2 separate regions of the Homo sapiens genome follow, and region 2 is linked to region 1. The links are chromatin loops, found by intact Hi-C in ENCODE. Cell type or tissue: CD14-positive monocyte. All regions are shown on one strand.

The links. Hi-C counts contacts between places; a loop is a spot of excess contacts. Peaks named below come from ENCODE experiments on the same cell type or tissue, not always from the same donor. Only the 100,000 strongest peaks of a DNase experiment are listed, where the experiment ranks them.
Region 2: it touches region 1 in a loop (2.2-fold over the local background); 2 of 110 quality-filtered maps call a loop at or near these places.

The regions. Positions count from the first base shown.
Region 1 is chr5:131,941,478-131,949,477 of GRCh38, forward strand. It overlaps MEIKIN (meiotic kinetochore factor), which reads right to left and starts at 4,186. Exons shown (of 13, transcript NM_001303622.2): 1 at 3,923-4,186; 2 at 3,679-3,772; 3 at 3,188-3,275; 4 at 1,158-1,218. The coding sequence starts at 4,028. In CD14-positive monocyte, no CTCF peak of the experiment used is centred here; DNase peaks (open chromatin) are centred at 2,674 and 3,434; H3K4me3 peaks cover 1,192 bases; H3K27ac peaks cover 1,803 bases.
Region 2 is chr5:131,801,063-131,809,062 of GRCh38, forward strand. It overlaps MEIKIN (meiotic kinetochore factor), which reads right to left. Exons shown (of 13, transcript NM_001303622.2): 13 at 5,928-6,196. The coding sequence ends at 6,174. Among named protein-coding and RNA genes, the nearest start is that of FNIP1, 8.0 kb to the left of the region's middle. In CD14-positive monocyte, no CTCF peak of the experiment used is centred here; no DNase peak of the experiment used is centred here.

The DNA.
Region 1 (8,000 bases):
GTCTTTTGCTTTACTGATCAAGGGTTTAGAGTATTTCCAGGCTACTTTTACCTCTGCAGTGGTTTTTTTTCCTGCTGTTGATATGTTCATCAATCTTGTCTCATTTGCTTTTAAGAATTCCTCTGTATTTCTGATGTGCTGGTGGCATCCTTGTTTTCAAAATAACTTTGATTATACCAATATGTAGATGGCTCACAAATTTCTATCTCCAGCCTTTCATATCCAACTATCTGGTTGATATTGCTACTTAGTCATCTTAAATGCACTCATAACTTAATATACTAAAAACTGAATTTCTAGTCTTTTCTTCAAACCAGTTTTTCTTTCAGTGAATGACACTACCTTGTATCCAGTTACACAAGCCAGAAACAGTAGTCATCTTTGACACCTCCATCTCCTTCACTCTTCATTTGCCAAATCCTGTCTCATTACCTAAAATAGCCATCACATCACATCAGCACCCTTTTTTCCATCTCCAATGTCACCACCCTAGTAGAAGGCGCCATTATTTCTCCCCTAAACTACTTGAACAGCCTCTTAACTGCACTCCTGATTCTTTCCAGTCCTTCTTCCACACTGCAGCTAAAGTGATCATATCATTCTCTATTAAAATGACTTCAATGACTTTTTGCTGCTCCAAATATAAACATCAATATTTTTTATATGGACTACAAGGCTATGCAGGGCCTCAAACTGGTTGTCTAATCCTGTCTTACACTCACATATCCTCCTACTCTCTGTACTGCAGTCATACTGGCCTTCTTCAGTTACTCAATACATAATGCTCAGTCCCATGTTAGAGCTTCCCTCTGCCTGAATTTCTCTTTACTCATCTCTGCATAGTTAATTTCTACTCTCCTTCAGATCTTAATTCAATTACCATTCCCTCATGGAAGTCTTCCCTAATTTCTCTAGGTAAACTCAATCACACTCAAGTCAATCTCTTTTACAGTACTTATCACAAGTAATTTCACATTTACTGGCATGTGCTTAAAGGCTTTAAGGATGAGATCTATAGCACAGTCAGAAGGATTCACTTTGGAGTAGGGAAAAGATACCTCTTCCACTGAGATAGGAAGATGGGGAGAGATACAGATGGATGCTTATGTTTGGAGGAAAAACAGAAAGCTGAGGGAGTTCACATTTGACAGTCTTACCTGATACTAGTTCACTATTTGATGAACTACTATCAACCTGGAGGTCATCAGTAACTGATTCCTAAGTGAAATAAGAATTAAAGCTATAGCAAAATTATGAGATTGACCATTTCTATATTATAATCTTGTACAGATTTATTTTAGAAAAATGAAAACATCAACTTTTTATATGTTTCATATATATAATACATTCATTCAGTTTATTGTTCAGATGTAATCTGATATTTAATATTAAACCTAAAAATAAATATTAAAATATAATACTATGAACATATCTTGTAATCAACAATATGCTAGTCAAGTAACTACTGTGGGATGACAGCAAATAGAAGATAGAGGTGAATATTTTTCTGGTTCCCTAGTGGGGAGGGGCTTTTTTTCCATCTATAGAGGCAAATATATAAATCAAAAGAAAAGACTAGTAAGTCTAAAATACTAGAAATAAAATTAAAGGCAAGTAAACAAATATGGAAATATTGGTTATATATGTATGTACAAAAGTATAGCTATCTTTAATATTTAATAGACATTTCACAAAACAGTACAAATGGCCAATAATTTGAGAAAAAAAATATCGACTTCCCCAGCATTCAAAGAAATGAAAAGTAAAAAACATGCTACTTTTCATCTATCTATCTATCTATTTCATATATATACACACACATATATATAAAAGTTTCAGGTAAGATGGTGCTGATTTATCAACATGAATAAAAAAACTTGAAACATGATCCAACCTGTGATCCACTGCAAAGTATTTATCTTAGGGTAACAATGTGAGGTACACAAAAACCTTCTGTAACAGAATGTCTATGGATATCAATAACAGCAAAACCTTGGAAACAATCTCAATTTCCCAACCACAGGGAAATAGTAATACAAATTACAGTGTATCTATCTACAAGACAAAGCACTATGAAGACACTGAAAGTCATATTTTTGAAGACTATTTAATGTATGGGAATATACAATAAGACAACTGGTCATTTTTTTTAAAGCACAGGAGAAAAGGAACAGAAATATATAAAAATTTTAAGAAACTTTCAAAACACTATTTTTTCATAGTATAAATACTCTACAAGGACTACTTTACACTGTTAAACTATGGATAAAAGCCTTTTAAAAAAATGTCTTGTGTTGAAACTGCCTTCCCCCAAAAACATGTTATAAAGGAATATTAAGTTAAAAAAAAATAGAACTTGGCCAGGTGTGATGGCTCAAGCCTGTAATCTCAGCACTATGGGAGGCCGTGGCGAGCAGATCACTTGAGGTCAGGAGTTCGAGACCAGCCTGGCCAACCTGGAGAAACCCCCTCTATACAAAAATTAGCTGGGTGGTGGTATACACCTGTAATCACATCTACTCAGGAGGTTGGGGCAGGAGAATCGCTTGAACCCGAGAGGCAGAAGCTGCAGTCAGTGAGCCAGGACTGTGCCACTGCACTCCAGCCTGGGTGACAGAGCAAGACTCTGTCTCCAAAAAAAAAAAAAAAAGGAACTTGACTATGAAGTTTAATGTTAATGTCAGATGAGTCACAAGCAATTTTTAAAATCTGAGCTTCCCTAAATTAGTGCTGTACAACTTTAAAATATAGTACAGAATTCATATTAAATACAGCACATCAAGAAGTTATAAAATATTCTAATGAATAAACATTAGAATGCTCTGTAACATATTAAACCCTTAGTAATGAATGTTTCCAGTTGTTAATGGAAAATCAAATGGAAAACATGAAAAAAGGAGTTATTAAGTAACATTTTGTATTTGTCATACAGAAAATTCACCAATTATGGACGTTTCTCCAAAAACGTGTCAAGAGAAAGAGAAAAACAAAAATGCATGACTATGAATCTACCCAAGTCAGAAATTCAAGGCCCTGTCTAAAGACACGTAAGTGTTTATAAAAATACTGGTGAGCTATGTAACATCTACAGAACAAAGCCCATTTTATTCTTTCATCCGGAGGTACATCAGGTACTGATAGTCTCTACACTAAGTGTGTCCAAGGACTAAAAGAGAAGCATACATACACGCAACGATGCAATCTTCTCATCCTGGGTGTCTTCACTAGACCTATTTTCTTGCAGGCTTTTCTCTCCTGTAACTCCTAAGCGAGGGCTAACAAAGAGACAACGCAATTAGTTTGCACCATCTGGATTTGGCTCTCCACGTCTCTGTTCAGACTCTTTAGAATCTGAAAGGCTCTTTAGGGACATCTTTAGGAAGAAGTAAGGACCAGAGTGGTGACTTGCACCAAAACCCAAATGCAGTGACACAATCGTATAGCTCACCGACCAATTTATCTCACTTCCTTTTACGTAAATTGGCAAGCCTTCCCCTTTTTAAAAATAAATCTTCCTGAAGTCAAATTTTGGGGTCCATGTTCTGAGAAGAGCAAAATCAGAGTACTGTATTTGTTTTGCTCCTTGACTGTTAGAATAAAAGGCTACTAGCAGAAAATTCGGCTTGAAGTTTTCTGAGGTGGCAAGCTAGGATCGGGCTGTTACTGGAGGCTACATACCTGAACGGCCCAGAGCCGCTACCTCCCTGCCTGCTCCGCTCTGCTTTCTCTGCAATCTTCGACAAGCCGTGCACTTTGCCTTTTCTCTTCGAACCTGAGAGAGGGCGGCACGTTTCAGGGCAAGAAACCTACCCACCGGCTTCGGGGGGGTCCTGGGCCCGAGGCCTAGCACCCCCGCCCGCCCTCGGTCCCGTCCCGGAGGCAGCTCGGCTGAGCTTACGGTGGGCGAGCCTTGAGCCTGTACCTGGCGGGGCCTCGGCCTTCGCTGGAGAGCCTAGGTCTGGCGTCGGGGTGAGATTGAGCCTCTGACCCTCCCGCTTTTTGCGGGTATAGACCCGTAGCGGCCACATTGCTATCCCACCCTACCCCCAGGCCACGGGTGCCTCTGGACTCTCGATGGCCTGCCTTCCTGAGGATCAGGGCTAAGTCACAGGGAGTCAGCGTCCAGGCGAGGCCCGCGGAGCAGCCTCACAGCAACTAATCGAGCGAAAGCAAAAGCCCCAGAACTGGAGCCGCCGGGCCTCGCTCCCGCGCTTTTATCTCTGTGAGGCCGCGCAGAGGCTTCTGGGAAAACGGAGGAGCGCGGCAGCCGCCCAGCCTTCCTATAGGGGCCCAGTGGTTTCTGGCCTTCTGGCGCAGGTTCCTTCAACTCCAGCGAAACGAGAGTTTTTTGGAAAAAACTTTTTCCTCGTCCAGAAAAAGGTTTAATTCAGCCCCTCCTCCTCCGTCTGAGCACTTAGGTTTCGCCTGTGGCTGCATGCTTAATTCAACTGGGCATGCAGGAGTAAAGGCGTTCCCTCCTTTGGGTGGGCCCAACACTTCCTCTGAGCAAGCTCTCCCTATCAGCACTGCATAAGGCCTTAGTAATGGAGTTTTAGGCCACCAGCACAGGCAGTCTTGTGAGGGGTTGGCCTCAGTGCAGGAAGGTCACAAAGAGGACTGAATGCACCTTAAAGTGACAAGGAGCTTCTCCCTGAGGAATCAACTTCAGTCCCCTGGGCCTGCAACTGACTGGGAAGCTATGGTAATTAAGAGGCTAACCAAGCCTCTGAAGATCCCGGGCTCTAGGAGGCTGCTTCTGGACGACAAACAGTCCCTTAGCCTGTGTCCAGGAGCCATCTCTAGACATCTGGGCATCCTTGTGGTTAAGGTAGAAGATTCCATAGGGGCTCTCCTCCTTGTGCCCTGGGCCTCAACTTGTTGCTGCACCAGACCGATCTGTTTCTTCTTCTTCTTCTTCTTTTCTCCTTTCTTCTTTCTTCTTTCTTCCCCTTCCCCTTCCCCTTCTCCTCTTTTTTTTTTTTTTTTTTTTTTAAGACAGGGTCTGGCTTGTCACCCTGGCTGGAGTGGAGTGGTACAATCATAGCTCACTGCAGCCTCAAACTCTGGGCTCAAGTGATCCTCCCACCTCTGTCTCCCGAGTAGCTAAGACTACAGGCACATGCCACCATGCCCAGCTGATTTGTAAATTTTTTTATAGAGACGGGGTCTTGCTATGTTATCCCAGCTGGTCTTGAACTCTTGGCCTCACGTGATCTTCCTGCCTTGGCCTCCTAAATTCTTGGGACTACAGGTGTGAGCCACCTTGCCCAGCCTTGGTTCAACTTTTATGTAACAAAATTGTGAGTTGTTTTTCAGTTGCCATGAACCCTGAGGTCATGTAACCTGAGCATGCCTAGATGAACCAAGCATGCAGCCACAGGGGAAACCAAGTGCTCAGATCAAGGAGGAGGGACTGAATTAAGAAGTAGATATGGCATGGCAGGATCCAACCGGGTTGAGCTCTGGCTTCATCCCATAGCAGGATCCAGTCAGATCATGCCTCCCAGCATCACCTCATTACAAGATCCAATCAGATCACATCTCTTTACCCTATGCTTATAAAAACCAAACCAAACCCCAGCTTAGGAAGACAGATTTGAGCATTTCCTCCTGTCTCCTTGCCAGCCCACTTGCAATAAAGCTTTTCTTTTCCCAAAAGCCAGTGCCATGGTATTAGCCTCTGCATTCATCAGGCAGTGAGCCCATTGACTGCTCGGTAGCAAACTCTTCTGCTCTGTCAATTAGAGATATGTTGGAATTACCTCCCTTTCTCTCCATACCCTAGGTTGAACCATCTGGCGACATCAGATGAGCATATTATGCACATAACAATAACCATCTTTTTATTCTAAAAAGTGGAAATATTTCATAACATTTAAAATGCAGTTTGAAGAGATAAAACTATGAAAAGCTTAAAGGTTTTTCTGTAACACCTCAGTCTTGTATGTGCGAATATAAGCACATATATATCCACAGTATTTTTGTAATATAATCACTGAATATTTTATTTAAAATCTGCTCACAGAAACATTTATGATAATCAATTTACTAGATAATTAATCATCAAAATCTAGCTTTCTAAAGAACAGATGGTAGGCATTCTTACCTGGTTTTACCTCGGGTTTTGAGTCATTGAATCAATATTTACTGAACACCTTAATCTGTATTAAGCACTGTGGTAGGTCCTGGGGATACAGAAGTGAATCAGAAATGGTCCTTCAGTTAAAGATCTCACAGCCTTGCTGCAGTATAAAGCAATTATCATCTTTCAACATTCTTTCTTTAGTCGTGTCCATAATATGCTGGCAGGCAGTCTCTAGTTTACAAGCCAGGCCTTTATGCTCCCCCCTCTCCCTTTGGGGGCTGTTGTGAAAAAAATTCAGACTTCTTAAATGACATTTGGGAGGTCTAGAGCCTGGGGTGCCTTAGGCCCAGAAATGGAAGAAACATTGCAAAATGAAAATAGGTTAAACCAAAAGCTGGTCTGCCATTTGGTGGTCCTGTTCCCTAGAACTCTGTCTCACTATACTGAATTACATTCACTGATATGTCATCAAGTAATTCCCATAGGTTTGTGGGAATTAACGTATCAGGTTTCAAAACCAGAAATAAACTTTGATATGATTTCTTTAGCCAAAAGGGTCCTTAGAGATGATCTAGATGCCCCCTCATTTTGCCACTGAGGAAACCAGAGTGTAGGGAAGCTATTTAAAACAGATGATTGGCATAGGGAACATGGTTCTCCTGGCATCTGGCTGCTGCGCTTGTCATACTCCCATTCTTCCTAACACATGGCTGGGAGAAAAGTAGGGGGAGCAAAGAGAGGAGCTTGAATTCCTTGGTGGCAAGGGGAAGTGAAGGAACTAGAGACAGACTTGGTCTCTTTGATACTTCACCTAGAGTCAACCTATAAAGGGGGAAAGAAACGTGTCTCCTAAAAAGGATGAGACAGGGCAGAGATATCTCAAATTCAGTCATCTATCTCCCCCTACTCCACTTCCAAATCTGCAAACACCAGTGCAAGTGTTTAATCATGAGTGTTCAAACTTCTTCCATTTCCCCATTGCACTGCTTCCATACCTAGACCCAAAACTCAGTAATCAGCATTTCATTTCAACACATGGTGGATTTGACTAGGCTTGGAACAGTCATGAAGATATTAACTTCCATGGGAAAACAAATGTCAAAGAGATTTCTGAATAAATCTTTTGGGAAAACAGCCAGTTTGTGGGTTTGAGATTCACTGGAGCCCAAAGTAAATCCTTTTGAATGATGTTTTCTTATGGAGTAACCCACTGAGCATCTTTGTGGTGCTATCCGTGAACTATGGGAATCCAACCACAAACCAGTTTATTTTTGCTTGGATGACAAGAATGGAATAAATTACAGTGAGAGAGGAAATATACCTTCAGGTATTGCAGTCTTAATGCTATGCAACACAAGAAAAAGGACCAAGGGGATTTTCCTTAACATTTCTTTAGCATCTGCTATCAGCCAGAGCCGCACTGGGCATAAAACTTCAAGCAACTCAGTCTACGTGGGGGTGGGGCAAAAGGACCATCAACCAATCAACCACGTGGGAAGCTTCTCAGAGAAAAGGATGCTGGAATCTGAGTTTTAAAAGATGAATGGTTGGAGTTAGGGGAATTAGAGGAAAGGGCATTCTAGGAGAAAGGGACTATATGTGTAAAGGCAGGTAGGCACAAGAAAGTATGATGCTTTTAGGGAACTACAAAAGTAATGAATATGATTGGAGCCGAGGCTCCATAGAGGAGGGAGTAGAAGAGATGCTAGTCCCTGTGTGCTGAACCAGCGAGTTTGAAGTTTATCCTGGAAACTATGGGAAGTCACTGAAGGACTATTAAGCAGGAAAGTGGCATTTTCAATCTAGATTTTCAATTTAGAAAGATTGCCCTGGCTGAAATGTGGATGGCGAAATTTGAGGATGCTGGAATGGAAACATGAAGGCTAGTTAAGAAAGCACTGTAATATTCCAGACA
Region 2 (8,000 bases), 140 kb before region 1:
TATAGGAAGAAGGTGGTGAAGAACATTCTGGCAAAGAGAAGAAAAAGTACAAAGCCTCTAAGAGAGAAATGGTTTTGGCCTGTTTGAAGAGGAGAAAGGAAGCCAGAAGAACTAAAATATACTCTGAGAATGGGAGATGGTTTGAAATGGTTAGAAAGGTACAAGGGGCCAGATTATGTAGGACCTTGTAAATTATGGAAAGGAGGTTAGACTGAGTGTGATGGAAGCTATCAGAGGGGTTTGAAATAGGAGAGGGACATAACACAATTTATGATTCTACTGTGGCTGTTCTGTGGAGAAGGAATTTTAAAAGAGGAAGAATGGAATCAGAGATGAAATAGGTGACTACTTGTACTTTAGGAGAGAATTGATGGTGGCGAGCAAGTTATTTTGGAGATACACACTTCTAATAGGAATGAAGGAAAGAAAAAGATGACTCCTACGTTTCTGCTGTGAGCAACTTAGTGGGAGTTATTTCCTGATTAAAAGACCAGGGAACACATGGATTTTAAGAGGAAAACCAAGCATATTAAGTTTGGATGTATTAAGTTTGAATTGCCTATAAGACATCCATGTGGAGATACTGACTAGAATATATGGGGAGAAGCTAGGATTAGTGAGAGAAATTTGGGAGGCATCAGCTTCTAGACAGAATTTATTTTTATTTATTTTTTTTGAGACAGAGTCTCACTCTGTCTCCCAGGCTGGAGTACAGTGGCACGATCTTGGCTCACTGCAAGCTCTGCCTCCCAGGTTAACACCATTCTCCTGCCTCAGCCTCCCCAGTAGCTGGGACTACAGGCGCCCACCACCATGCCTAGCTAATTTTTTTTTTTTTTTTTGTATTTTTAGTAGAGATGGAGTTTCACTGTGTTAGCCAGGATGGTCTCGATCTCCTGACCTCGTGATCCGCCCACCTCTGCCTCCCAAAGTGCCAGGATTACAGGCGTGAGCCACCGCGCCCGGCTGACAGAATTTAAAATAATGGAATGGATGACTTTACGTGAAGGGAGTGTATATATAAAAAAGAGGGTTCAGAACTAAGACCCAAAGAGGATAACACTTACAGGTCTGGAAGAGAAAGATCCAACATAGAAGAATGAGAAGGAGCAGCAGTAAGACAAGAGAAGAAAATGTCTCTAAAAAGAAATGAGTCAACTGTGTTGAATGATGCTGAAAATTCAAGTGTTCATTAGATTTGTCAATATGGGTATCTTCACAAGAACAGTTTCAATGGAGTAATGTGAGTGAAAGCCTGAAGCAGTTTCCAAAAGATAAAGGGGGCAAAATGGAAGTGGTAAAGCAAATGCAGACAACTCCTCTTTTTTTGCTGAGATGGGGAGCAGAGAGGAGATGGAAAGGGACAATTGGTTTTCTTTTGTTTTAAGATGGAAGATAGTAGAGAATTTTGTATGCAACAGAAACAACCTAATAGGGATGGTGAAAATAAGCACCTACTATGTTCCAAGTGCTAGGAATACAATATGAACAAGATGGGTACAGGCCCTGCCCTTAAGAAACTAAATAACAAAAAAGCTATTACAGATTGTCATAAGTTATTTCAGGGAATCAAACTTTTCCTTCAAATATAAATTGGCTTGAAATCCTCATCTTGAATTCTATTATAAGTGCACAAAACTATGACAAAAATTATTTCAAAAAATATTTTCCAAACATTTAATATGCTTAATATGTATCTGTGCTAGAATCGAGCAATACAATAAAGAACAAGACATAGTTTCTGCATCAAGGACCTTACAGTCTAGGGAGAAAAAAACAATTGACAGGCTGGGTGCAGTGGCTCACGCTTGTTAATCCCAACACTTTGGGAGGTCAAGGCAGGTGGATCACTTGAGGTCAGGAGTTGAAGACGTGCCTGGCCAACATGGCAAAACCCTTGTCTGTACTAAAAATACAAAAATTAGCCAGGCATGATGGTGCACAGCTACCAGCAGTAGTAGTCCAAGCTACTACTCAGGAGATTGAGGCAAGAGAATCGCTTTAACCCAGGAGGCGGAGGTTGCAGTGATCCGAGATTGTGCCACTGCACTCCAGCCTGGGTGACAAAGAGCAAGGCTCTGTCACAAAAAATACAAAATAAAAATAAAAAATGGACAGGCAATTATAGTACATTTTGATAAATGCTATGATGCGGGAAACTCTAGAAAGATTTTGATTGAGTCCATTAGTCAGGATGTTCTACATTGCACATGATAGAAAACCCAAACAAAACTAGCGTAAGCAAAGAATGAAATTGATTAGCTCTCATAACTGGATCTAGTGTAGATGAACAGTTCAGGCACAGCTTTATCCAAGGACTGCATCAATGGTATCGAGAATTCAGTTTCTTCTTCTCATCTCTAATTTCTCTGTGCAGACTCTATTCCAGGCAGTGTTTCCAAACATGGACATAAGCTGGCTGCCAGCAGCTTCCAGGATATATCCTTTCAGATGAAAGTCCAAGAGAAAAAGAAAAGTCTGTCCCAGCATTCCAAGAAAAAAACTCTGATATTTAATCCCAATAGGATCATTTTAGGCATTGGACCCATCACTGAACCAATTACTGTGCCAGAGTTGAGAAGGCTAACATGCATTGGCTTATGCCATTAAAGGCCTACCCCTGGAACTATGGGTGGGATCAATCCCACCTAAACCATATGGCTGAGAAATGTAAAATCCACTTAGGATAAAGTTAGAAAGGCAATGGATAGATGCAGGGGAAGTCACCACACATGTCCACTACCAATATCCATAACAGAGACAAAAACTTGGGGTCAGCTGCACAGAGATGGTAACTAAGCCATGAGTATATGAGATCACCCAGTGCAAGTGTTGCATGAGAAGATGCCCCAGAACAGAACCCCAGGAAACACCAAAACTTAAAGATTGGGCAGAAAAAAAGGAGCCTTTGTAAGAAATGGAAAAGAGTGAGCTAAAGATGAGATGAAAGCCTGGAGGGTAATGTTTCAGAGAAGTCATTCTTTTCTGGAGGCTTTTAGGAAGAAAGTACTAGTCTATAACATCATTAGCTGGAAGAAGTTGGGTAAGATGAGAACTGAAAAATACCCCTTAGATTAGCATCAAGGAGGTTGCTGGGAGCCTTAAGGGGAACAATGTCAGCGGAGAAACAAAGCTAAGGCCAAATTATGTGTGTTTGGGTATGTTTAGGAAGGGTGAAAGGTGAGGGGTCTGTGACAAAGTAGAAAGCACGCTCTTTAGGAAACATGAATACAAACGGATGAAGAATGATAGGCTAGCTAGAAAAACATATGGAGTCAAGGTAGGATTTAACATGTAAGATGATGAAACATTTTAAAATTCTGGTTAGAAAATAAGAGTAGAGCAGGAGAGGTTGAAGATAACTTATCTGGAAAGTTTGGGCATCACACCTTTATATAAACATATATGCTATATACACAACATAAAAGGCTATTCATTACTGAACAAACCATGATGAATGATATCTTGGAGAGGTGGGAAAAAAAGTTCTAGTTAAAAATGGAAATGACATCAACTTTCATGTACTTTTTTTTTTTTTTTTTTTGAGATAGGGTCTTGCTCTGTCACCCAGGCAGGAGTGCAGTGGCACGACCATGGCTCACTGCAGCCCTGCCTCCTGGGCTCAAGCAATTTTCCTACCTCAGACTCCCGAGTAGCTGAGACTACAGGCAAGCACCACCACTCCCAGCTAATTTTTGTACTTTTTTTGTAGAGATGGAGTCTCCCTACGTTGCCCAACCTGGTCTCAAACTCCTGGGCTCAAGTGATCTGCTTGCTTCAGCCTCCCAAAGTGCTGGGATTATAGGCATGAGCCACTGTGCCTGGCTCTTTCATGCACTTTTAACTGAACTTTTGAGGTACTTATGACCTGAGATTTGTTTTTAATGAGATAAAATTTTAAGATATAATTTTAAATGCTTAAAAATAAAGTTTAGTTACATGCTGAAGTAAAAAGGTTGTTTCATTAACCTTTTTTAGATCGCAGACTACACTGAAAATAGATAAAAACTATGAATCCCTCATCCCAGAAAGAGATGAATTCCTTTTTTCATATTCTTCCAGGGAGATTCACTGAAAGACCTCTGAGGCCTGGAACAGATGTAAAGATTACGCATACAACCTTTTCCAAGGACTTGCCAATAGGATTCCTCTTTGGACTTCTCATGTCACCAGCCAGCAGGCTTCTTCTGCTTTACTTTTTTTTTTTTTTTTTTCTTTGAGACAGAGTCTTGCTCTGTCACCCAGGCTGGAGTGCAGTGGCGTGGTCTCGGCTCACTGCCAGCTCTGCCTCCCGGGTTCATGCCATTCTCTCGCCTCAGCCTCCCAAGTAGCGGGGACTACAGGTGCCCGCCACCATGCCTGGCTAATTTTTGGTATTTTTAGTAGAGGCGGGGTTTCACCGTGTTAGCCAGGATGGTCTCAATCTCCTGACCTCGTGATCCGCCTGCCTCGGCCTCCCAAAGTGCTGGGATTACAGGGGTGAGCCACCGCACCCAGCCATTCCTTGCTCTTAATCATAATTGAAGTTGTTATATCCTCCACTCCTAAGCCTTGAATGCCAATGCCAATTCCAATTCCTTCCTCCCTCTGACCTTTCCTTGTGCTGCAGTCTATAAAACAAAAACATTGAATGTGCCTTTTCTGGGGAGAAGGAAAAAAATATTATATTCAAATACTCCTGCCCCGTATCTTGGCTCCATCACTTCCTAAATTACATAGCCCTGGCCAAACATTTACCTCTCAGAGCTACCTATATTTTCTTCATCAGCAATGTGAAACCATCAAATGTTTATTTCTTCCACCCCACCAGGCCCAATCCAAGAATCAAGTATCTTTCCTTCTCACAGGAACCTATCACCTGATTAGAAACTAGCAAATAATTCATTCTCATTCTCTCACATCCCACTTGAAATATAAACTGCTTGAAGGCAGAGAAGAGGGCTTCTATTTCATTCCTTACTTCCCCACTGCTTATCACATTTCTTCTTTTAAAACCACCACAAGAGTTGCTGACTTAGTTGAGTATTAATTTAGAATACAGGTCTAAATTTTATGCTAGTCTCCATCGTTAACGTTCTCATCTATGTTTCTTCACAACTTTTCCATATTTCATCTTCAGATGAAATCACAAAATCACAAATAGCTTTGTTAGTGGCTTAAAGCCTTGTCAAATCATTATAAGAGTACCTTCATAGGGATGCCTTGTTAAAAATAAATACTATACAGATTATTTAACTGCAAAATAACTCATAGATGTTACAATCTTTCTTAATCCTGAAGTTTTGAAAATTTGACTCTTATGAATGTATAATATTAGTAAAGCCCTTTAGCATCAAGGACTAATCAAGTTAAAATCTCTCCAAGTTATACAACTGGACTCTGTTCACTGTACAGGATCATTGCTTTTTAAGAAGGGAATTGTTGAGATACTGCAAGTTATATTACCAAATTTTTAAAAATCCTACAGATAGTATTAGCTAAAGAAGGTTTTTTGGGGGGGGATAAGGTAATGTATTAAATAGTGTAGGACTGATTATACATATTATACATTCCCTACTTCAGCAAACCTTGAGTATAGAGTTTCTTTCAGTCAGACCTGAAATTAGGTCTCTCACTCATGTGGTTTCAATTAAGTTCTGTTATAAATAGCTCATAATATAAGCATTTTCATTTTTAGCACTTCAATAACTTCACTACTTTTTTGTTTTGTTGTTTGTTTTTGTTTTTCTCTACATTGCTTTAGAGAAAGATTTACTACTTTTAATCGTACTAGCGATAAACTTTGAAGAAAAAAAAACAATCAAAGGAAGTTACATTGTACCCTGGCATTGTCTTTCTTTTTTCCTTCTCAGACCTCTCAGGGATGAAGCCTCTTTATAAATAGCTAAAACCATCTATTTTAGTTTACAGTCTTCTAATACCAATGATTTGGTTCTTTATCTTTTAATATAAATACATATATTTAAGAAGCATATGGAATAATTTTTTTTCTTAACTGATTAAAAGTAAATGACAAGAACCTCAGTAGAATTTCAACATAGAGATATATCACAAATAACTGGAGAATTTTTAATTTTTAATTTCATATAATTTCAGGCAGACATTCTGCTTTATAGACTTTGACTTCACACTCCTGTCTTCAAAGTGGTGAAAATTCAGCCACAGCTGTTTTTTCATGCCATTTTTATTATGATATCTGGAGAAAAAAAAATAACAATAGATTACTTTGTATACAAGCAGGTGTCCAATACTTACTAATAACCAGTCTGCAGGGGAGAGAGCACTTAATGCCCAGGTCACTCTAGTTTCAGCCCATCAAGCCTTAGGAAACAAATCCAGAGGCCATTTAAAAAAAAAAAGGAATATTTGGCTCATCCCTTCTAGGACATGCTGAGGACATGTTCTCTTTGGAGAAGCAAGGAGATCTGCTCAATAACATTCTGGTGGAAAGCCCAGCAAAAATTGCTGTCAGTGGCCATCACAGAGCCTTTAACCCCAGCCTTGTAACCTGGAGCACTTGATCCAGTTGTGCTTTTCATGACCCTGTCCTCAGCCACCACCCAGGAAGTCGCCTCTCATATTCTCTTGCCCATCCTTCCTTTGCATTTTCCTAACCTTTATTACAGTTGAACCCAGGTTCCATCCCGAAGACAGGATTGATTCTGGGGCCTTTGCCCCCACATCTTGTGCCAAGAGATCCAGAGTGGAACCAGCTTTACCTAGTTAACACTGCCACTTTCATACTATCATATACCTCATCCTCTGGCCAAATCAGCCGATATCAATGGCTCTGAAATTTTGTTGCATCTAAAACTACCTAGGATTTTAAAATCCTGATATCTAGGCCATCTTCCATACCAATTAGATAAGGGACCCACATATCAGACAACCAGGAAGGTATGATGTGCAGCTAAGCTGAGAACCAGACACCTGTATCTTTGCTATTCAAAGTGGGGTCCATGGACCAGTTATGTCAGCATCACCTAAAAGGTTGTGAGAAATGTAGAATCAGCAGTCCCATTCTAAAAGTACTAAATCAAAGTCTCCATTTTAACAAGATCCTCAAGCAATTCACAAGTACATTAAAGTCTGGGAAGTGCTGGCTATACCTACTACTCTCTACTCCTCCCTGTTTACTGACCTCAGACACTGCTCGCTCATTAAAGACTTTGCAAAATGGTTCACAGTCATCCTCTCCACATGAACTTCTGGGTAACTTCCCAAATGGGTAATCAGCCCACCCAACTATCTTATCTCACCTACCCTTCAAATTCTCAGTCTTCAAATACACATCCAAGGCCATGACCTATATTCTCCCTCACCATCACCTACAGTGCATCATTTCTGATGCTTTACAATACTAGAGACCCAAAAGTCATCTCTAACTACCATTCTTTCTTACTACGCTGCACCAGTACCTATGTTAGTCACTAAGCCCTGTCAATTATACCAATAAAAAATTTCTAGTTTAAACTGGTTCTCCTAAATCCTACAAAAATCCTAAATCAGATCCCTGAGGCGATTACTTGGGAATCTGCATTATTTATAAGTTCCTCTGGTGGCCTGAGCACCACATTTTGAGATACACTAGCTCAGATACTTATTTTTTCAACTTTGCTCACTGGAACTTTTGCAAAACTCCCACTTGGCCTTTTTGTTTCTAGGGTCATTTCTTTTTCTCAAATCACCCCTATACTTCCTGTGAGAATGAGCAAGTAAAAAGTAAATTTGGGCCAAGTGTGGTGTCTCATGCTTGTAATCCCAGCACTCTGGGAGGCCAAGGTGAGCAGATTGCTTGAGCCCAGGAGTACGAGATCAGCCTGGGCATCATGGTGAAACCCAGTCTCTACAAAATACATAAAGATTAGGTAGGCATGGTAGCACCTGCCTGTAGTCCTAGCTACGTGGCAGAATCGCTGGAGCCTGGAAGGTCGAGGCTACAGTGAGCTGTGATCACACCACTGCACTCCAGCATGGGCGACAGAGCAACACTCTGTCTC